2 separate regions of the Homo sapiens genome follow, and region 1 is linked to region 2. A link is an interaction called in ENCODE POLR2A ChIA-PET data of the cell type or tissue named here. Cell type or tissue: K562. All regions are shown on one strand. Links, peaks and the distances in the headings refer to the core of each region. The heading gives the core; the rest is flanking DNA. Region 1 holds the start of LOC124906236 (Sjoegren syndrome nuclear autoantigen 1 homolog). Region 2 has its middle 11 kb from the start of CAMKV.

Evidence for each region. Peaks named below come from ENCODE experiments on the same cell type or tissue, not always from the same donor. Only the 100,000 strongest peaks of a DNase experiment are listed, where the experiment ranks them.
Region 1: POLR2A ChIA-PET joins it to region 2 with 6 read pairs; 2 of 35 experiments call an interaction of 5 or more read pairs at or near these places.

Annotation. Positions count from the first base shown.
Region 1 is chr3:49,315,463-49,326,797 of GRCh38, reverse strand. USP4 (ubiquitin specific peptidase 4) reads left to right here. Exons shown (of 22, transcript NM_003363.4): 4 at 953-1,079; 5 at 1,759-1,904; 6 at 2,035-2,096. LOC124906236 (Sjoegren syndrome nuclear autoantigen 1 homolog) reads left to right here and starts at 7,736. Exons shown (of 2, transcript XM_047449404.1): 1 at 7,736-8,489; 2 at 9,320-10,146. The coding sequence starts at 9,333. The coding sequence ends at 9,716. RefSeq lists enhancers at 9,305-9,804, 9,805-10,306. In K562, for the core only: no CTCF peak of the experiment used is centred there; no DNase peak of the experiment used is centred there.
Region 2 is chr3:49,875,354-49,886,688 of GRCh38, reverse strand. It overlaps the pseudogene ACTL11P. Among named protein-coding and RNA genes, the nearest start is that of CAMKV, 11 kb to the right of the region's middle. RefSeq lists an enhancer at 2,032-2,533. In K562, for the core only: no CTCF peak of the experiment used is centred there; a DNase peak (open chromatin) is centred at 5,918.

The DNA of each region.
Region 1 (11,335 bases), core at 1,239-9,238, 560 kb after region 2:
CCCAGGAGACGGAGGTTGCAGTAAGCCGAGATCACCCCACTGTACTGCAGCCTGGCAACAGAGTGAGACTCGGTTGCAAAAAAAAAAAAAGAGTCTTTGATCAGGCCGTGCATGGTGGCTCACGCCTGTAATCCCAGCACTTTGGGAGGCTGAGGCAGGCGGATCACGAGGTTAAGAGATCGAGACCATCCTGGCCAACATGGTGAAATCCTGTCTCTACTAAAAATACAAAAATTAGCTGGGCATGATGGTGGGCCCCTGTAGTCCCAGCTACTCGGGAGGCTGAGGCAGGAGAATCTCTTGAACCCAGGAGGTGCAGGTTGTAATGAGCTGAGATCGCACCACTGCACTCCAGGCTGCTGACGGAGGAAGACTCCATCTCAAAAACAAAAAACAGTGAAGAATAGGCTTCTCTCTAATATCATCAAGATGCTCTTGGTCTTAGTGGGTAGAAAAAAAATATATATATATTTTTTTGCGGGGTACAGAGTCTCGCTCTGTCGCCCAGGCTGGAGTGCAGTGGAGCGATCTTGGCTCACTGCAGCCTCCACCTCCTGGGTTCAAGCGATTCCCCTGTCTCAGCCTCCTGAGTAGTTGGGATTACAGGCACATGCCACCATGCCCGGCTAATTTTTGTATTTTTCATAGAAATGGGGTTTCACCATGTTGGTCAGGCTGGTCTCAAATTCCTGACCTCAAGTGATCCACCCACCTCGGCCTCCCAGAGTGTTGAGATTACAAGCGTGAGCCACCACACGCGGCCAGAAAAAATATTTTTAAACTCTTTGTCCAGGTACTGGTAGCTTTAAAAATCTGTTCTTTTGATCCCTTGATCAGTAAAGGAAATGGATTATCATGAGTTTTCTGCTTTTTGCTTCTGATAAGATATGCTACATCCAAGACTGCCCAGCTGCAAAACCGCTATGCCCTCACCCCTGCCTCTTGTTCATAGGTTGTGGAGCATGGCCTGTTTGTCAAGCACTGCAAAGTCGAGGTGTATTTGCTGGAACTGAAGCTCTGTGAGAACAGTGACCCCACCAATGTGCTGAGTTGCCATTTCAGCAAGGCAGACACCATTGGTGAGAGGCTGGGCTGGGGTCCCTGGTATGTGGTGAGAGAGTGTAGGACATTGTGGCTGATGGGAGGGAAGAGGGCATTATTTTATATGCCCTCTTTAGATTTGTTACCCAAATCATCTCGAGCTGTAGTTGCCAGTCCTGACCTGGGGGCCTATTCCTCCAGGAATTCTTATGGAGAGAACACTGGGCCTGCTCCTTGCCCATTTGTCTATGATAATGAAGATAAGGAAATGTAGATCCAAAGAAGTTTAAAAATAACTTATTTAAAAATCTCAGCAAGGTTTACAGTGAGCTACGATCCCACCACTGCACTGCAGCCTGGGCATCAGAGCAAGATCCTGTCTCTTAAAAAAAAAAACAAATCGCAGCCAGAAAATGGTGGAGCTAGCTTTTGAAGCCATATCTGAGTTAACTCCAAAGATAAGCTTTCTCGCTTTCTATGTTGCTTTTGCGCCATAAATGAGAGACACACGTTAGCAAAGAAGCATAGGGATACTTTCCAGGCATATGAGTGCAAGAGGCCACCCATGGGAGATGATTGATTTTAAGAGGTATCAGGGGGTTGATCCAGAGCACCTGTGAGCATCTGACAAGAAAGAGGATGAGCATTAGTTTGCCATGGCTGTCTTTAGCCTTGCATGTGGACAAAGCCCCAAGTGATATTTCTGCCTGTTCCTAGCAACCATCGAGAAAGAGATGCGGAAGCTATTCAACATCCCTGCGGAGCGTGAAACACGGCTCTGGAACAAATACATGAGCAACACCTACGAGCAGTTGAGCAAGCTAGACAACACTGTCCAGGATGCTGGGCTATACCAGGGTCAGGTAGGAGGGCCCTGGCCATTCCCCAGCAGGTAGCTCTGCCCAGGGTGTGTGGCCAGATACTTTTTGCTTCTAAGCATGTTGGAAGTGCGGTGGTTTGAACTCTCCTCATTTGGTTTCCCCTTTCACTCAGGTGCTAGTAATTGAGCCTCAAAATGAAGATGGCACATGGCCCAGGCAGACCTTGCAGTCAAAGTAAGTGAATTTTTTCTCCCTTGTTGTAGGCTCACATGTGCAAAAGAGACAGTCTTTCCTAAGGCAGTACTTGTACTAAGAAAAATTGTTCTGATTCAGATGAACAATGCCTATTTTGTATATCCAGAGTTCATGCTTCTGGATGAAGACCGTGGCTTTTGGTAGCAGGGCAGCATCTAAGGGAAGCCTGTCAGGATATCTCAGCAAGGTGGCGAGCCTCTGCTCGTGGAGAATGAGAAAAGGAGGAAGGGATATGAGGGATCAAGTCTAAGGTTGCTGCTCTACCAGGAGGTTGCTTTGTTTTTGTCACGCTTTTATTTTCTCCACATGTAGTTAGAGGCCTTGATGGATAAGAGGAAGGCTAAGGCATGGGGTTTTATATGACTTAAAAGTGATAGTTGAGGCCTGAGCATGGTGGCTCATGCCTGTAAGCTCAGCACTTTGAGAGGCCGTGGGAGGTGGCTCACCTGAGGCCAGGAGTTCGAGCCCAGCCTGGTCAACATGGTAAAACCCTGTCTCTACTAAAAATACAAAAATTAGCTAGGCATGGTGGCAGGTACCTGTAATCTCAGCTACTCGGGAGGCTGAGGCTCAAGAGTCGCTTGAATCCAGGAGGTGAAGGCTGCAGTGAGCTGAGATCGCACCATTATACTCCAGCCTAGGTGACAGTGCAAGACTCTGACCCAAAAAAAACAAAAACAAAAAAAAAGTGATAGCTTGATTCTACCTGTTTCTGCCCAGTGGCCTGTTACTCATTGTTGCCCTGGGAGCTTGCTGGGTGAATTGTTCAGCTACAAAACTTGGACTAAGGACACATCTGTTTCAAGAGATGTTCATGTGGTATGTGGAACTGTGCATGTTCTTAGGGAGATAAAGAAGTGATTAATTTTCGTTATGGTATAAGTTTTGGAAATTATATCTGTGTTCCAGTAGTTATGGGAATAATGTTGCGCTCTGTCCTTTTCCCTCTGTCAGGCCTTGGACTGTGACCATTACATAGTAGTGGGCTCCTAGGTCATTTGAGAACCATGAAAACTATGAGTTCTTAAGAGAAGAACTGTTAGAACCCCTGAAGTCCAGTCATGGACTCCAGTTTAAGAAACCCCGGTTGCCAGTTGTTGACAAGATAAATAAAATAGCTGTGGTAGGCATAGCTGTGCTCATCTTCACCCTGAGATATCCATATCCTAATTCCCAGAATCTGTTTCAGAATCTGTCATTATGTCAGGTGACATGGCAAAAGGGACTTTGCAGATGGGATTAAGCACAATGGTGAGTGCCTGTAGTCCCAGCTACCTGACAGGCTGAGGTGGGAGCATTGCTTGAGTCCAGGAGTTTGAGGCTGCAGTGAGCTATGATTCTGCCATTGCCCTCCAGCCTGGGCGACAGCAAGACCCCATCTCTTTTTTTTTTTTTTTTTTTTTTTTTTTAAAAAGGCCAGGAGCAGTGGCTCATGCCTGTAATCCCAGCACTTTGGGAGGCCGAGGTGGGCGGCTCACCTGAGGTTGAGAGTTTGAGACCAGCCTGACCAACATGGAGAAACCCTGTCTCTACTAAAAATGCAAAATTAGCCAGGCGTGGTGGTGCATATCTGTAATTTCAGCTACTTGGGAGGCTGAGGCAGGAGAATCGCTTGAACCCGGGAGGCGGAGGTTGCAGGGAACTGAGATTGCACCATTGCACTCTAGCCTGGGGAACAAGAGCGAAACTCCATCTCAAAAAAAAAAGAATGTCTGTTCACCAGTGAGTGAAGACAAGCCATAAGCCATACAGTGAGAGAAGAGATTTGTAATCCATGTCTGACAAGTTGTGTCCAGAATTTTTTTTTCTTTTTTTTTTTTCCCTGTGACGGAGTCTTACTCTCTTGCCAAGGTTGGAGTGCAATGGTGCGATCTCAGCTCACTGCACCCCCACTCCCGGGTTCAAGTGACTGATGCCTCAGCCTCCCGAGCAGCTGGGACTACAAGCTCCCACCACCATGCCCAGCTAATTTTTGTATTTTTAGTAGAGACAGGGTTTTACCATGTTGGCCAGGCTGGTCTTGAACTCCTGGCCTGTAGTTATCTGCCTGCCTTAGCCTCCCAAAGTGCTGGATTACAGGCATGAGCCACCACAGCTGGTCGTATATCTAGAGTTGCAAAGAAATTCCTACTAGTCAATACAAACAAGTCAGGCAACACTAGTAAAAAAAAGAGGCAAAAATGTAGAATTATATGCACATTCTGCTACTCAACAATCCTGTTGTTAGGCATATAACCAATAGAAATATATCCCATGTTCTCTTAAATACATATTTCAGGATGTTTGTGCTAGCACTGCTTGTCATAGTTACAAACTGGAGCTAACCCAAATGTCCATCAAAAGTAAATGGATAAACTGCAGTAAGTGTAAGCACACAAGGAAATTCTGTCCAGCTTTGCACAACAGTGATGAGTCTAATGAAAAATGATGAATGAGAGAAGGTAGACACAGAGCAGGGCATAATGATTCTGTTGACTTAAAACTTTATAACAGGCAAAATTAACCTTGGGGATTCATGGTCAGAACTGGTTAGTGTTGGGAAGAATTGCGACTGAATCGTGAGAAGGACACCTAGGGGTCTGGGGGTGTCCTGTTTCTTGGTCAGGGTAGTGGTTACATGGATGTATCACTTGGTGCAAATTTCTTGATTTTATACACTCAGGGGTTTTGTTTTTTTGTTTTTTTAATAGACGGAGTCTTGATCTGTAGCCCAGGCTGGAGTCCAGTGGCATGATCTCGGTTCACTGTAACCTCTGCCTCCTGGGTTCAAGCAATTCTGTGCCTCAGCCTCCTGAGTAGCTGGGATTACAGGTGCATGCCACCCATGCACAGCCAATTTTTGTATTTTTAGTAGAGACGGGGTTTCACCATGTTGGCCAGGCTGGTCTCGAACTTCTAGCCTCAAGTGATCCGCCTGCCTCGGCCTCCCAAAATGCTGGGATTACAGGCATAAGCCACGGCGCCCGGCCAAAAAAAATCAATAATAGGCCAGGTGCGGTGGCTGGCCAACATGCTGAAACCCCATCTCTTAAAAAATAGAAGAAAATTAGCCCGGTGCAGTGGCACATGCCTGTAATCGTAGCTACTGGGGAGGCTGAGGCATGAGAATGGTGGTGGGGATTGCAGTGAGCCTAGATCGTGCCACTGCACTCCAGCTTGGGCGATACAGTGAGACTCTGTCTCAGGAGAAAAAAAAAAAAAAGGTACAATAATAATCAAGGTTTAAGAAAGCAACTAGTATCTATAATATTCCAGAGATAAATTCTGGGTAATTCCAACATAGGTGAGGAATTAGTATAGAGCAGAGAGAGATGAGAATGTCCAGAACTACTATTCTTGAGGATGAGAAAGGTGAACAATTGTAAGTTTATGTAATTTATGGGGAAAAATAAAAATAGAGATCCTAATAAGTTAATGGAACAACTAACAGAAACGGAAAATTGAATGTATAACTTTGAAACATACTACGTCAGTTAGGAAAGGCTTGCTGGCAGGTAAGAAAAATCTGCAAATTAGCGTATTAAGCAAGATGGAGGCTTACATCTTTCTGAAAAGAATTTCTGACGTAGGCAGTCAATCCATTGCTGACGTAGCAGCTCCATGGCAATATTAAACCCAGCTGACCTACCCCTTCCTTTTTAGGACATTTCTCAGATATCATACATCAAACCTCCTTTGTATCTCATTGGCTAATCATATGACAATACCTGGCTTTCAGGAAGGCTGGGATGTACTGTATAGCAGGACTGCATCATGTCCAGCTAAAAACTGGGGTTCTCAAACTAAGGAAGGAGGGGAAAATAGCTAGCAGGAGGCGACTAGCAAACTGCCACACCTGCAAAAGGAAAATTAATGGAAGGCAAAAATGAAGGGGGGAAAAAATAAGAAGTATGGTAATTAGAAAGCATGTTAGAACATGTGGAAAAAGGGGGAAAAAAAAGAAACCTGAAATAAGGAGGCTGAATTAAATTCAGTGAAGTCTAATAACAGCATTAGAATCACTGTAGATGAGTTAAATTTACCAAACTAAAGACAAACTCTCAGATCAGACTTTAAAAGACAAACCACACCAGGGATACAGTGGTATGTGCCTATAGTCCTAGCTACTCAGAAGGCTGAGGGAGGAAGCTTGCTTGAGCCCAGGAGTTCGAAGTTACCGTGAGCCACGATTGCATCATTGCACTCCAGCCTGGACGACAGAGTGAGATGCTGTCTCTTTTTCTTTTTCTTTTTTGTTTGAGATGGAGTTTCACTCTTGTTGCCCAGGTTGGAGTGTAATGGCGCGATCTTGGCTCACTGCAACCTCTGCCTCCCAGGTTCAAGCAATTCTCCTGCCTCAGCCTCTCGAGTAGCTGGGATTACAGGCATGCGCCACCACGCCCGGCTAATTTTGTATTTTTAGTAGAGACAGGGTTTCTCCATGTTGGTCAGGCTGGAGACCCTGTCTCTTGGAAAAAAAGAGTCAGGCATGGTGGCTTATACCTGTAATCCCAACATTTTGGAAAGCTGAGGTGGGAGGATTGCTTGAGGATAGGAGTTTGAGACCAGCCTGGTCAACATAGCAAGACTCCTGTCTCTACAAAATTTTTTTTAAAAATTAGCTGGGCATGGTAGCTTGTGCCTGCAGTTCCAGCTTCTTGGGAGGCTGAGGTGGGAGGATCCCTTGAGCACAGGAGTTTGAGGCTGTAGTGAGCTATAATTGTGCACTGCACTGCAGCCTGGGTGACAGAGCAAGAGCTTGTCTCAAAACACAAGAAAACAAAACAAGGCTGGGCACAGTGGCTCATGGCCTGTAATCCCACTTTGGGAGGCGGAGGTGGGTGGATCACTTGAGGTCAGGAGTTCAAGACCAGCCTGGTGAACATAGCGAGACCCCCCTATCTACTAAAAGTACAGAAAATTAGCCAGGAGTGGTGGCGTGCACCTGTAATCCCAGCTACTTGGGAGGCTGAGGCAGGAGAATTGCTTGAACTCAGGAGGTGGAGGTTGTAGTGAGCTGAGATGGCACCATTGCACTCCAGCCTGCGTGACAGAGCAAGACTCCATCTCAGAAAACAAACAAACAAACAAACAAACAAACATGTTTAGTAATACATTGTGTGTCAAAGACACAGAGAAGTTGAAATTGAGGGAATGGAAATAGTGGCTTATGCCTGTAATCCCAGCACTTTGGGAGGCAGAGGCAGGCACATCACGAGGTCAAGAGATCAAGACCATCCTGGGCCAATATGGTGAAACCCCGTCTCTACTAAAAATACAAAAAAATTAGCTGGGTGTGATGGCATGCTCCTGTAGTCCCAGCTACTCGGGAGGCTGAGGCAGGAGAATCTCTTGAACCCGGGAGGCGGAGGTTGCGGTCAGCCGAGATCGCGCCACTGCACTCCAGCCTGGGCAACAGAGCAAGACTCCGTCTCAAAAAATAACAAGAAAACGTACATCAAGGGAATATGTCATCGAAGGAAGGTCACTAGTTGGCTTAATAACTTTTTTAAAACCTACCAATAGAGTCAGTTTTATATATTTCTTTTTTTTTTTTTTTGAGATGCAGTCTTGCTCTGTCACCCAAGCAGGAGTGCAGTGGCGCAATCCCTCCCAAGGTGGTGGAATTACAGGTGTGAGCCACCATGCCTGGCCAATGTATTTCTATTTATTTATTTATCCCTCAACAGTCCTCCCTCCAATTTAATATATTTCTTGGCAGAGGATAGTAAATGTTTCCATGGATGGATTCCTTGGTGGTGGTGATGGTGGTTTGTTTTTTTTTTTTTTTTGAGGCAGAGTCTTGCTCTGTCACCCAGGCTGGAGTGCAGTGGCACGATCTCGGCTCACTGCAACCTCTGCCTCTCAGGTTCAAGCGATTCTCCTGCCTCAGCCTCCTGAGCAGCTGGGATTACGGGTTCGTGCCACCACGCCCGGCTAATTTTTTGTATTTTTAGTAGAGATGGGATTTCACCACGTTGGCCAGGCTGGTCTCGAACTCCTGGCCTCAGGTGATCCACCCGCCTTGGCGTCCCAGAGTGCTGGGATTACAGGCGTGAGCCACCACACCTGGCCGGTTGTTTATATTTAATTGTCTTTTTTTCACTAATGAGGACCACCTTGTAAATTCTGGGCATTTTCAGAGTTTTCTCTTCCATGTGAATTGCTCCAGCTAACTTAATATTAGTTTCTCAAGGGTTTGTGTAGACCTGGCTTTGTCTCTTTCCATCTGTTTCTCTCTTTCCCTTTAACGTCACTTGCCTGAGGTCTATAAGGCCCTTTAAGGTTGCCAGCCCAGAGCCAGAAGAGATTGGTGTCCCTGAAGTTAAGAAAGCCACCTTTGCCTACAGATGGTGTTCACAGTGTTGGTGTGGAGTCACAGCTTGACTTTTGGTAAGGCAGCAAGTATTCTGACTGTTAAGAGTTTATTGTAGCTGGGCACTGGTGGCTCATGCCTGTAATCCCAGCAGTTTGAGAGGCTGATGTGGGAAGATTGCTTGAGCCCAGGAGTTTGAGACCATCCTAGGCAACATAATGTGACCCTGTCTCTTAAAAAAATAAAATTAGGTCAGGCACGGTGGCTCATGCCTATAATCCCAGCACTTTGGGAGGCCAAGGCGGGCGGATCACCTAAGGTCAGGAGTTCAAGACCAGTCTGGCCAACATGGTGAAACCCTGTCTCTACTAAAAATGCAAAAATTAGCCAGGCGTGGTGGCGTGTGCCTGTAATCCCAGCTACCTGGGAGCCTGAGGCAAGAGACTCGCTTAAACCCAGGAGGCAGAGGTTGCAGTGAGCTGAGACTTCACCATTGCTTTCCAGCCTGGGCAACAAGAGTGAAACTCCATCTCAGGCTGGGCGCAGTGGCTCATGCCTGTAATCCCAGCACTTTGGGAGGCCGAGGCGGGCGGATCACGAGGTCAGGAGATTGAGACCATCCTGGCTAACACAGTGAAACCCCGTCTCTACTAAAAATACTTAAAAAAAAAAAAAAACACCACGGGCATGGTGGCAGGCGCCTGTAGTCCCAGCTACTCGGGAGGCTGAGGCAGGAGAATGATGTGAACCCAGGAGGCGGAGCATGCAGTGAGCCGATATCACGCCACTGCACTCCAGGCTGGGCAACAGAGTAAGACTGTTGTCTCAAAAAAAAAAAAAAAACAAACAAACAAAAAACAAAACAAAACAAAAAAAGAGTGAAACTCCATCTCAAAAAAAAAAATAGGGGGCCCCAGGAGATGTTGACCCAGCAGGGCATGGCGCTGCAGAACTACGACAACAAGCTGGTCAAATGCATAGAGGAGCTATGCCAGAAGCAGGAGGAGCTGTGCTGGCAGATCCAGCAGGAGGAGGACAAGAAACAGCGGCTGCAGAATGAGGTGAGGCAGCTGACAGAGAAGCTGGCCTGCGTCAACGAGAAGCTGGCCCGCGTCAACGAGAACCTGGCACGCAAGATTGCCTCTTGCAGTAAGTTCTACCAGACCATCGCGGAGACGGAGGCCACCTACCTCAAGATGCTGGAGAGCTCCCAGACTTTGCTCAGTGTCCTGAAGAGGGAAGCTGGGAACCTGACCAAGGCTACAGCCTCAGACCAGAAAAGTAGTGGTGGCAGGGACAGCTGACCAGACCATGGGCAGGGCCTGCCTCTGTGCGCCCCTCAACTCAGCCCCAGCAAGTCTGTCCACAGAGCGTCTTCTTCATGGCAGCAGCTGCCTTCTTTCACTGTCTCAGGTGCTAAGAGGGGCAGCTGCCAACCTCCACTGGCATCAGTGACAAGCCCGGGGCACAGCCTGTGGGTCCTGGCTTTGTGCTCACACAGGCTATGGGGAGGGTGGGCTCTAGGTCAGCTCTGCAAGGGGCCTGTCTCTGCGGCACCCACACTCCTGGGCTGCCAGGGAGGTCCTGGTTGTAGTCTGAGCACCATGGAGGTCCCCTCAGCCAGCAGAGGCCCAGGGCAGGGGGCAGGGGTTCTCCTTCATCCCAGAACCCAAACCTCAGGGCTCACCCCTGTGGCCTGTGACTGTCAATAAAGATTATCTTTGTAAAAATAAATAAATGATTGAATGAATGAATGAAAAATAAGTTAACCGGGCTTGGTGGCTTACGCCTATAATTCTAGCACTTTGGGAGGCTGAGGCGGGCAGATCACTTGAGGCCAGGAGTTCGAGACTAGCCTGGCCAACATGGTAAAACCCTGTCTCTACTAAAAATAAAAAAATAGCCAGGCATAGTGGCATGCACCTGTAATTCCAGCTACTCGGGAGGCTGAGGCATGAGAATTGCTTGAACTGGGGAGGCTGAGGCATGAGAATTGCTTGAACTGGGGAGGTGAAGTCTGCAGTGAGCTGAGATTGGACCACTGCACTCCAGCCTGGGTGACAGAGTGAGACACTCTCAAAATAAATAAATAAAGTTAAATTAAAAGAGTTTATCATTATCTTAATTATAATTCCAGGTACCAGACGCTGGATACTTGAGGTCAGTCTTTATTTTATTTTTTTTAGATGAAGTCTCGCTCTCATTTCCCAGTCTGGAGTGCAATGGCGCGATCTCGGCTCACTGCAACCTCCACCTCCCGGGTTCAAGTGATTCTCCTGCCTCAGCCTCTGAGTAGATGGAATTACAGGCATGTGCCACCATGCCTGGCTAATTTTGTATTTTTAGTAGAGATGGGGTTCCTCTGTGTTGGTCAGACTGGTCTCGGACTCCCAACCTCATGTGATCCGCCCACCTCAGCCTCCCAAAGTGCTGGGATTACAGGCGTGAGCCACCACGCCTGGCCTAGTCTTAAAGGATAGGATAGATTCATCCTCAGAGCAGCATTCAGTCTGGAGAACATCTGAGAAGCAAGTGGAGTGCAGTAGATTAAGGAGGGCAGGGATGGGCTTTGCCTGGTTTGTCCAGAGCCTCACTTTGGGCCTGGGCACAGGGATGTTACAGGGTCCCACCATGGTATCAGGCACACGTTTGAGTTGTAATTGATAATCACGTGACATGCCTGGGGAGCAGGACTTACCAGTAGAAAGGTGCCTGGGAGTCCAGAGGCTTGACTACAGTGTCTCTTAGGAGCAGAGGTATCCTTGTTTGGAGGCATAGTGTCTGTTTTCAGAGTGTGGCATGAGACCCAGTCACAAATCAGAGTGAGATCTTGCTTACCTAATATATATGCCTGAGATTCAGACATTTCTCCTGGCTTCCTATATTCCAGCCTGTAATGCCCAGGGTTTGTTCCACAGTTGCC
Region 2 (11,335 bases), core at 1,459-9,458:
TGACCAGGATGGTTTCTTCCATGGCTCAGGCTGCCTCCTCCCCTTTCCCCAGCCCTAGCACTTCTCCAGGGCTCCCTGCTCGATCTGCAGTGCCCACCGTCACACCATCCAGGATGGAATGGGGCCTGCCATCTGGGGCATAGAGGCTTGGGTCCCAGCAACACTGCCAGCATTGATTGCGCTTGTAGCCTTAAGAGAGATAAGCCAGCAGCAAGGCCTCAACTCCACACTTTCTTTTTTTTTTTTTGAGACGGAGTCTCGCTCTGTCGCCCAGGCCGGACTGCGGACTGCAGTGGCGCAATCTCGGCTCACTGCAAGCTCCGCTTCCCGGGTTCACGCCATTCTCCTGCCTCAGCCTCCCGAGTAGCTGGGACTACAGGCGCCCGCCACCGCGCCCGGCTAATTTTTTGTATTTTTAGTAGAGACGGGGTTTCACCTTGTTAGCCAGGATGGTCTCGATCTCCTGACCTCATGATCCACCCGCCTCGGCCTCCCAAAGTGCTGGGATTACAGGCGTGAGCCACCGCACCCGGCCTAACTCCACACTTTCAAGGAGCCAACTTCTGGCCAGGTGCGGTGGCTCATGCCTGTAATCCCAGCACTTTGGGAGGCTGAGGCAGGCGGATCACTTGAGGTCAGCAGTTTGAGACCAGCCTGACCAAGATGGTGAAACCCTGTCTCTACTAAAATTACAAAAATTAAGCTGTGTGTGGTGGTGCACGCCTGCAATCCCAGGTACTCAGGAGGCTGAGGTGGGAGACTCGCTTGAACTTGGGAGGCGGAGGTTGCAGTGAGCCGAGATCGGGTTACTGCACTCTAGCATGGGCGACAGAGTGAGACTCCATCTCAAAAAAAAAAAAAAAAAAAAAGGAGCCAACTTCAAAGTGCCAACTGCCCCAGCTATTTGTACTTGTAAAGGCCACTGCACAACAGCCCCTAGAGGGGCGTGCTCCTCTGAGAGGGAGACTTTCCCCTCCTCCTCTTCCTCCCTACACTGACTGCTGAGGGGGTAGCTGGGGTGCCAGGGTGCCTGGCCCAGGACCTGGATCACAGTGTTTCTTCTCCCTTGCTCAGGACCCCCATAGCCTCCATCCCTTCAGTTAGGAGACCCCAGCTCACCCTAAGAGGGTAGGCTTCCTTCCCTCGGAGCCCACAGCTCTGTGCCCTGTCAGACATGGAACCCTGGGTTTGGAGCAAGAGCTCCCTGCTAATCAGAGTGAGAGTCTCCTTGGGACCAGAGCTGCCCAGCTTTCTCCATCCAGCTGCTGCTCGCTCTGCCACCTCAGGCCAGAGAGAAGTCCAGTCCTGGGGACTCTAAGGACTCTGAGGACAGGTGGGTAAGGCTTAAAAGGAGATTCTTGCTTGAGTGCAGGGATCCAAAGATCAGGAACCCGTGTGCTGAAGAGGGGCAGAGAAGGACTATCTGTCTGTTTACCACCGTACCTTGGATGACTCTCAGTGCCTCAGCAGGCACTGAGGAGGTTGTAGCCCCGCATGCTTGGCCACTGACCCTTTGTCTCTGTGTGTGCAGGAGACACTTGTGTTACCCCGGAGGCTGCGAGGGAGGTAAGTGGAGTATCCTGGGGCCCATCCCCACCTCAGTTGGAAAGGACTGCCTTCATCCCTCCAACTTGTAGTTCTCCCCTTTAACCCCATCCTGGGGTTCTAAGGATCACCCAAATCTCTTAAGCCCAGGAGCTCCTTCCCCATTGAGCTTCTGCAGCTCATGGACCACTGGCTTATCTGTTCACATGAGGGGCTCAGAGAGAAAGGGAGTCTCTGGACAAGAAGGGAGCTTAGCATGGGAAAGGCTCCCAGAGAAGAGAGATAGGAGAGAAAGAGGGTGTCAGGTGCAGCCAGAATGTAGGGCTTTGGGCCTGCTTCTGGGCCAAGGTCCTCCAGGGCCAGAATTCTCCAGGGAGGGGCCCCAGTTAGGCACTTGGGGCCCTGGATTGTGACACAGCTGCCCCCACTCTCAATTTCTGCAGCCCCTAAGCTCTGAGCTTCATTCTCAGAGCCATCTGATAGTCCCAACCCCATCTGGGGTGTCAGGAGCTCGGACTGTTTTAGGGCTTCAAATCAGTGACTGGGCTACCAGGGAGAACAGGGTAGGGAGGGTCAGTTCTAGGTCCCTGGATGGGCTGGGGGACCATGTGGCTTCCAGGGCTGATGAAGGCTGGGCTGCCTCTCCTCTAGGGGAGGCCTGGGCAGTAGCTCAGGTATGGTGGGTGGCCAGTGCAAGAGGAGGGTTACTAGTGGCCATGGGAGGCCTGGGCCTGCCACCAGGGTGGAATGGTGTGGACAGAGGTTTCTCCTAGGGCTTTCGGAGACCAGCCTTCCAACCAAGAGCTATGAAGAGTAGGTACCTCTCTGTCCCATCTCCCTCCATCTCAGCCCAGTAGGGCTAGGGGCAAGCAGATGCTAATAAAGGCTGAGCAGGCCAGGGTGGGAGCTGGCGCTGAGGAGGCAGCAGATGACTCACACCCTCCTGACTGCCCATTGGTGTCACTGTTCTCTGGAGCCTGGAGGGCGTGCATGGGGCAGACTGACCTGCTTTGATGGGGTACCATGAATCTGGCCTAAGATTCCCCTTATGTCTCGGCCTCAGCCCCAGCCTTTCAGGGAATATTCTGAGGGACCCAAAGGCTCTCTGGGGGTCTATATCAGGCTAGGTCTCTAGAAAGAAATACCTGAGACTAGGTAATTTGTAAGAGGTTTACTTGGCTCACAGTTCTGCAGGCTGTACAGGAAGCATTGTGCCAGCATCTGCTTCTGGGGAGGCCTCAGGAAGCTTACAATCGTGGCAGAAGGCAAAGCGGGAGCAGGCACTTCACATGGTGCAAGTTGGAGGAAGAGAGAGAGAGAGTAGCAGGAAGGTGCCACATACTTTTAAATGACCAGATCTCAAAATAACTCACTGTTATGAAGATAGCACCAAGATGAGGCATCCACCTCCATCACCCAAACACCTCCCATCAGGCCCCACCACCAGCACTGGGGATTGCAATTCAGCATGAGATTGGGGTGGGGACAAATATCCAAACTATATTAGGGTCATACCTGTGGGCTCCAGATATAGCCCCATTCCAAACCCAGTCTCATTGTTGCTCTATGGGAGCTCAGGGGCCAGGCCTGTGGTGGTTCCTATTTTCAGCTCAGGTGGTAGGAGCTGAGGGAAGTTGCTTATTCCTTGGTAAGGCTCAGCATGTGCCAAAGCAGCGGGACCAGTGAGTACCAGAGACTCCCAATGCCAGAGGTATCTTCACCATCTCACCTCTCCACTCTCTTTCAGTTTGGTTTAACCACCTGCATACTCTTTTTTTTTTTAGACAGAGTCTCACTCTGTCACCCAGGCTGGAGTGCCATGGCATGAACTTGGCTCACTGCAACCTCCGCCTCCTGGGTTCAAGCAATTCTGCCTCAGCCTCCTGAGTAGCTGGGATTATAGGCGTGTACCACCATCCCTGGCTAATTATTTTTTATTTTTAGTAGAGATGGGCTTTCATCATGTTGGCCAGGCTGGTCTGGAACACTTGGCCTCAGGTGATCCACCCACCTTAGCCTCCCGAAGTGCTGGGATTACAGGCGTGAGCCACCTCACCTGACCAACCACCTGCATACTTTTGTAGCCAGTCTTGCACTCGGCGTTTGGGATCTGGAGATGCATTAGGGAAGGCAGGGAGCTTAAAGCAGCAGGCGGTCAAGATCATGGGATTCAATCACCCTTGAAACTAATTATCCCTTCCTCATGCCACAAGTCCCTCGTGGGACACTGCACCCTGGACCATGGAGAATCAGAGGCCCCAAAGGAGTCAGCTCCACCCGTGGGCTCCATGGCAGTGGCAGCTTTAGCCAAGCATTAATCCTGCTGACATGTCCCTCAAAGCCAGGGAGCCTTCTCTTCAAAGAGGGAAAGGAATCTTTTGGGTGGCTCCAGTCACCCTGTTCACATGGGCTCCTGCCCTGGTCTCTTCGACCCAGTCATCTGTTTAATTTAAAGTCACTCCCACTGTCCACCGGACCTGGGTTCCATAGGAACCCTGAAGGAGGGCAGCTCTGCTCACATTCCCTCTGCAGGTGTGACTAGAGGTCAGCTCTGCTCAGCAGTCATGAAGCCATGTGTGCTTTTGGCAGTACCACCTTTGCCTCCACTTTTGCTGGCTTCTGGATGTGGGGGCTGTTCCCAGGGAGGGTGAGGAGCTCTCCCAGCCCCTAAGACAGCTGTGGGCAGCAGTCAGGGCGGCTGTGCTGTTGCCTTCCCTCTGGGCTGATGCGGCTGGCCACCTTTCACGCAGAGTTACGTAAGCTCGAGTCAATTGGGGCTCAGAGCAGTTCATTGTGGGCTATTTTTAAGCTGCAACACATCACAGCAGAGGGGTCACTGCACTGCCGGCTTGCAGGGAAGATTGTTTAAACATCTGTTATTTAAATTTCCCTGTGCCTTAGAGCTCAGAAGCCATATCCTGCTAGTACTAGTGGGTTCTGCCTTCCACATTTCAGAATAGGAGTGGATTATCTCCCCTAACCCTGCCTAAGGTTCCCCTAAGGCTGGGGTTCTCTGATACTTCCTGTCTTCCTCTGGGGTCAGACAGGGGGGCCATGGAGCAGGAGGTGCCAGCTCCTTTAATCATAGTCCTGCCTCTGTGGAATGGGTGTATCCTGGCCAGGAGAAATGTCAGGGAAGCAGGAGGTCTAGGTCTAGGGTTCACAGGTCACTTGGATAGCTCCAGGGAGGAAGGTAAGGAGAGGAAGGTAAGGAGTGTGGGCCATAGAGCTAGGAGACCAAGAGTGCATTCCTTCCTCCTTGGGGGGCCTCAGCTTCCCATCAGCACCAAGAGAGGGTTGAATCAAGATACCTTTGAGTCTGTTCAGAAGCCTGCCTTTGCTTGAGCTGTGCTCAAGAGGGAGGGGAATGCCCTCCCTCTGCAGATCTAAATGCTACCCATCTGTCACCTCTGGGGTAGAAGGGCTGATGTATGAACCCCTGGACAGTGGCTGGGGTGCGAACCCGTGGGGAAACATGCCTCCCTTTTTGCTCCATTATCAAGTGAAGGGCTGCACTGGGAGTCCTTTAAGGCTCTTTCTGATCCTAGCTTTTGGAGATGTCCAGACCCTTCCCAATGCAGTAGAAGGCAGGCAGACCGGACGGGTGCAAGGCCAGGGGCTTGACAAAGCTAGCTGCCTCCTGAGAACACAAGGGAGCCGAAAATAGGTCTGTATTGAAGCAGGTGTGGGAGCCAGCTGTAGAGCTCCTAATAGGGTGTGGCGCTGTGCCTCTCCCCTTGACGCCCTTCTTGCCACCTCTCTACTATCCTCAAGACCTCCTAAGTGGGAGGGTTCCAGCCTGATCCACAGGGGAGAAGGGTTTCTCACAGTGATTTGACCCTTGACCCTCTCTGCAGAGGTTGGGGCCTTCCTAGCAAGCCTGCCTAGAGGGGTGAGGTGAAGTGTGAGGAGAAGGTCATGCAGGACTTGCCCTCACAGGGACGCCATCTGGCCTCATCCACAGACTAAGCTCCTCCCAGCTCCTCCTTGCCACCTCCCTCCCACCCCACAGCCCTCAGCCTGGGGAATGGGCTCAGTCTGGGGGAGGGGCTCTCCAGGTTGCCATGGCAACACGTTGGCCCTCCTCACTTCCCAGATTCAGAAATAGAATTGGACGCCCTTCTTCCTGGTGAGACACTATTTAAAAACATGTTGGGGGAGGGGCCGAGGGGCGCTATCCCTAGGGGCTGGGAAGAAGGGACCCAGCCTGAAAGCCTCTTTATTTGCCCTGCTGCTCCTCTCCCCAGCTGGATGAGATGAGCAGGCTTTGGCCAGCTAAGAATTCTGAATACGAAGGATTCAGTCTGGCCCATACTCAGCACCACCAGGTTCCTGGAAGGGCCTCCTCTCAGGCTTGAGCTACCTGATAAGCTATCAGGAGGAGGAGCAGGTCCATGCAGGACCCAGCTTGGGTGTAGGGCTTGCTGCTGCAGAACCCACAATGGAGTCATTTTAGCTCCCCTCCAGCAGGGTCTGTGACTGCCTGGCCCTGAGCATGGCACCCAGTGGTGGCAACACAGGATCCTGAAGTATGAATCCAGAGCCTGGTGGCCTGGCTTCAGATTCTGGCTCCACTACACACTAGCTGAGACAGACCTCTCTCCCTTTCTTTCCTTGCCTTGATTTCCTTATTTGTAAAATGAGGTATGACAGTGCCCAGCTCATTGAATTGCTGTGAGTCTGGGTTGTGAGTGCTCCACGTTGTGCTGGCACAGAGGAAGGACCCCATCAATATCAGTTATTGTTATTATTACTATAAGGGGTGTTTGCTATAAGGACCTTTGCAGCCAGACATGGTGGCCCATGCTTGTAATCCCAGCACTTTGGGAGGCCAAGGTGGGAGGAAGCCAGGAGTTTGAGACCAGCCTAGGCAACAAAGTGAGAACCCTTCTCTATTAAAAAAAAAAAAAAAAATTAGCCAGGTGTGGTGGCTCACACTATCCCAGCTACTCAGAAGGCTGAGTGGTGAGGATTGTTTGAGCCCAGGAGTTCAAGGCTGCAGTGAGCAATGATAATGCCACTGCACTCCAGCCTGGGCAACAGAGTGAGACCTTGCTTCTAAAAATGAAAATAAAAATAAGGGCCTTCTCTATCCTGGCTGCTTCCTTTGGGCCTTCTTTCATGGGCTAGACGCTTCAGCCAGTTCTGCTCCCTTCCCCCAGGAGACCTCAGGCCAGTTGTTTACAAAGGACCACAGTTCTGGAAAGGAGTGTTATGCCCCACCTCTGCAGGAGGTGGACGATGGCTCAGTGGTGAGACAGGCCAGAGGCTCTCAGGACCTCTCTCCATGCCTCTCCAACCCTCCAAGGCACAGTCCAGCTCAAATGCTGCACAGGCACTAGAGGCTGTTACTAGCATCTCTGTTGTAAACAGAAAACTAGCTTGCTTAAGCCAAAGATTAATGACATTAATAGTGGGCAGCAAGTATGTGTGTACATGAATGTAGGCACACATATGCACAGGCAGACCCTTGGGCTTTGGACGTTCGCATGAGAGGATGAGCAGCTCCCCCTTGGTGTCCAGAGCTATCGGTTTCCACTCTTTTTTAACTTTTTAAAAAAAATCATTTTTAATCCTAGCACTTTGGGAGGCTGAGGCAGAGGGATCACCTGAGGTCAGGAGTTCAAGACCAGCCTGGCCAACATGGTGAAACCTGTCTCTACTAAAAATACAAAAATTAGCCTGGCGTGGTGGCGGGTGCCTGTAATCCCAGCTACCTGGGAGGCTGGGACAGGAGAATCACTTGAACCTGGGAGGCAGAGGTTGCAGTGAGCCAAGATCGTGCCATTACACTCTAGCCTGGGCAAGAAAGGGAGACTCCATCTCAAAAAAAAAAATTATTTTTATAGAGACGGGGTCTCGCTTCGTTGCCCAGGCTGGTCTCAAACTCCTGAGCTCAAGCAATCCTCCTGTCTTGGCCTCCCAAAGTATTGGGATTGCAGACGTGAGCCACCACACCTGGCCCTGTCCCCATTCTTAACCAAAGGCAGCATCAAGGGAAGAGGGGTGGGAGCCCAGGGGGCCTGAGATGTGGCAGAGCCTGGCTGTGCCCAGTGCCAAGTTAGCAAGCTGCAGATGCAGCACCTTTGTGTTAACTTTTGTCCCTGGTCACAGAGCCTCACACCCCACAGCCAACTGTAAACACTATTTTTAACCTCTGTGAAAACAGTTTCAGAGAACAAACCTACAGTTATATTGTCCACAAACCTGTTTCCTGGGTGGAAAGACTGAGGCCTGAAAGAACACAGCCCTGCCAGACAGAGGGAGGAGGCCCAGAGCTCAGATCTGGTGGGAAGGAGGAGGGCCTGACCCTACCACAGGTTAGAACCTCCAGACCTGGGCCTGTGGCAATGTGCAGCTCTCCAAACTGTTGCCTAGGCCTGTCCTTGTGGCTATAGGGCAGCTCTGAGCCTAGGCTGCTGCTCCAGGCAGGTTCCACTCCTCCCTGCCCCCCTTTTTTTCTCTCTATTTAAGAAATGGGGCCGGGCACAGTGGCTCACGCCTGTAATCCCAGCACTTTGGGAGGCCGAGGTGGGCGGATCACGAGGTCAGGAGATCAGGACCATCCTGGCTAACACGGTGAAAGCCTGTCTCTACTAAAAATACAAAAAATTAGCTGGGCGTGGTGGCGGGCGCCTGTAGTCCCAGCTACTCGGGAGACTGAGGCAGGAGAATGGTGGGAACCCGGGAGGCGGAGCTTGCAGTGAGCCGAGATCACGCCACTGCACTCCAGCCGGGTGACAGAGCGAGACTCTGTCTCAAAAAAAAAAAAAAAAAAAAAAAGAAAAGAAATGGAGGGTGGAATTGCCCACCTGGTCTGGTAGCTTATATTTCCTATGCATCGCCCCATCTAATTCATTGTCTGACTTGTCCTTGCTGTATATGCAGCTCTATGCCCACTGTGTACTCAGTCCTCCACCCACTATGTCCCCACTGTGGGGCTAGCCCTGAGACCACTGTGGTCTTACCATCCTGTAATTGCCACTTGGCTAGCCCTGTGGCTGCTGTGGTGCAGCCCTGTGCCCAGAGCTCTGCCCCCATTATGGCCAAGATGAAGCTGACACAATGTGTCAAGAGCTAGAAATTCTGACTTGAGGATTCTGAGCAGAGGCCCCACCCCCACCCCTGCCACCCCCATCCCTACCCCTGCAGGATACTGGTCCTGGGCTTCAGGGACATGTGGCTCTGGGGAGGGGGCTCCATGAGGCACAGGCAGAGGAGAACCATCTGGAGCAGCAGAGACTGCCAAGGAGCTGCTGTCCCTGGAGCGGGAGCCGGGGAACATAAGGAGGGGAGCTTGGGACTGAGCTTGGGTCCCTCACCCACTTCTGCCTCCCAGGGCTGAGTGGTGAAGGGACTTTGCACACCATCCAAAGGTTCTGTGCCAGGGGCTTCCTCAGAGTCTCCCCTGCCTACCTTTTTCCTCTGGCCTTATCCTGACAGTTCCTGGCCCTCACTGTGGGACTAGCCTGGGCAGAATGTGCACCTGGCTGGGAAGGATAGGGGAGGCTGGCCTGCAGCTGACTGACTTCACTGGTGTCCCCTGGCCCCCTGCCTCCTAAGGTTCCCTGGGCAAGCCTCCATTCTTCAGGAGCATGGGGACCCTGGTTTCCTACACTCTGGCACTCCCCAGGTCACTGTGATGTCACCCCTTCCCAGAGCCACATGTCCCTGAAGCCCAGGACCAGTATCCTGCAGGGTTAGGGATGGGCGCAGCAGGGGTGGGGGTGGATCCTCTGCTCAGAATCTTCAAGTCAATCCCCAGGGGGCTGTGATGTGTAAGGTCACCATGGCAATGGAGTGAGGGCAGGGCACCTAGGGCATGGAGCAGGAGGACTATGGAAGCCACCAAGAAGGTGGGGGGCCCTGATCCATCGGGTCCCCAGGACCACCCCTCAGCCGGCAGCCAGCAGCTGGGGAGTGGCCTCAGAGGGTCTCAGGGACCACGGATAAGCTCAGAATCCCTATACTTCAAGCAGGGGTTGTCATTGTCTACCAAGACCATCACTGATGGTGCCTGTGGCCCAGCCTCCCAGGCCTGCATCCCTGGGTCCATTTGCCAGCTACTCCAGGATCCTGCTTGGGTTAGCTCCCAGTGCTGCTGTGAGCAGGCCTCCCAGGATGCCCCGAGACTCTCCTCCACTAGTGTATCTTCAAGTCCCATTGTGGGAGCCCAACAACATCTCATCATGGAGGATGTCACCCTGACCTTACCAGAGTGCATGCACAGTGACAGCACCAGTGACATAGCCCAGTGTGGACCCTGCCACCTTCGGTTTCAGGTGCAGAATTTGGGGGAAGGCAAGCGTCCAGCTAAGGTCCTGGTAGGCTGGGGCAAAGGCCCCTGCAGCTCCGACCAGATAGCCTCCTTGGGCAGCAGGAAGAGTCGGTGGCTGCCCTTCCTCCTCTCAGGAGAGAATGGTGCTCCCGAAGCCCAAGGTGCTCTTCTGGCTCCAGCTCAGGATCTAGCCCAAGATCAGGACCAGGGTAAGTGTCCAGCTCAGGCTGCTGCCCTAGTTACACATTCTTTTTTAAAATTTCTTTCTTTCTTTTTTTGAGATGGAGTTTTGCTCTTGTTGCCCAGGCTGGAGTGCAATGGCGCGATCTCAGCTCACTGCAACCTCCGCCTCCTGGGTTCAAGCGATTCTCCTGCCTCAGCCTCCCAAGTAGCTGGGATTACACGTGCCCGCTATCACATCCAACTAAGTTTTGTATTTTTAGTAAAGACTGGGTTTCTCCATGTTGGTCAGGCTGGTCTCAAATTCCCAACCTCAGGTGATCCACCTGCTTTGGCCTCCCGAAGTGTTGGGATTATAGGTGTGAGCCACCGTGCCCGGACTTACACCTTCTTTTCTGTCACTGACTCCTCCAATTCCAGCTTGGGCTACGACTCCAGCTCTGGATGTTACCCCAACCCCCACTGCAGTTGAAACTGACATCCATACCATTGATCACCTGACTGACACCACTGCAGTCACCAAGGGCCCATCTCAAGACCTCCTTCTCAGGAAGTGTGGCAATCAGTGGTCAACTGTCTTGGAGTCTTCCAAAATAGTTGCATCTTGCCAGGACAAAGTGAATCTCCACTCTAAAGAGGAGGCTCCCATCCCAAAGCCTACTCTAGAAGAGCGCCCAGACCATGCCCAGGAGGAGGAGGTTACCAGAAGGAAGGTGCCCAGAAGGAAGGTGCCAACTGAGGAGGCTGAGAACCCCATGAAGAAACTTCCAGTCTCTACCTCCAGGCCAGGCAGCCCAATGCCAGGCCCAGAGCCCCCAGTTATCTCCAAGTCCCAGAGGAGTAGCCAGGAGATCTGTAGCTCTCAGCCACAGAAGCAGCTCCCCAATGTCTGTGACAATACCAGCTCTAATGTGCCACTGTCTGCCTACCAAGTAACCTGCCACAAGCAGTCCCCATTCCAGTCTCCGAAGGAAGCCATGCAGATCCCCCTCTCCAGTGCCCCAACCTGCCAGCTTCAGGAAGTTGTGGAGGACCGTGTGCTGGTATTTGATGGGGCTGCTGTGCCATGACCCTGTGGGCTCACGGGCAGTGCTTGTGGGCCTCATGCCCAGCCACCCATCCATCTATGTCCCTGAAAATATGCTGTCCACCCAGCTGTCGGCCAAACCCATCCTGTCTCCTGACAGCAATCACTCCAGCTTTTGGTCTATCACACCCATGCTGTCCAGCCCAGTGCCCTGCAGCCTCTCATCTGGCAGCTACCGAGAGGTAGCCCTGATTCCCAAGGAGGCCAGGCTCAACCTGGAGTCATGGGACTCCCCTGGTACTGAG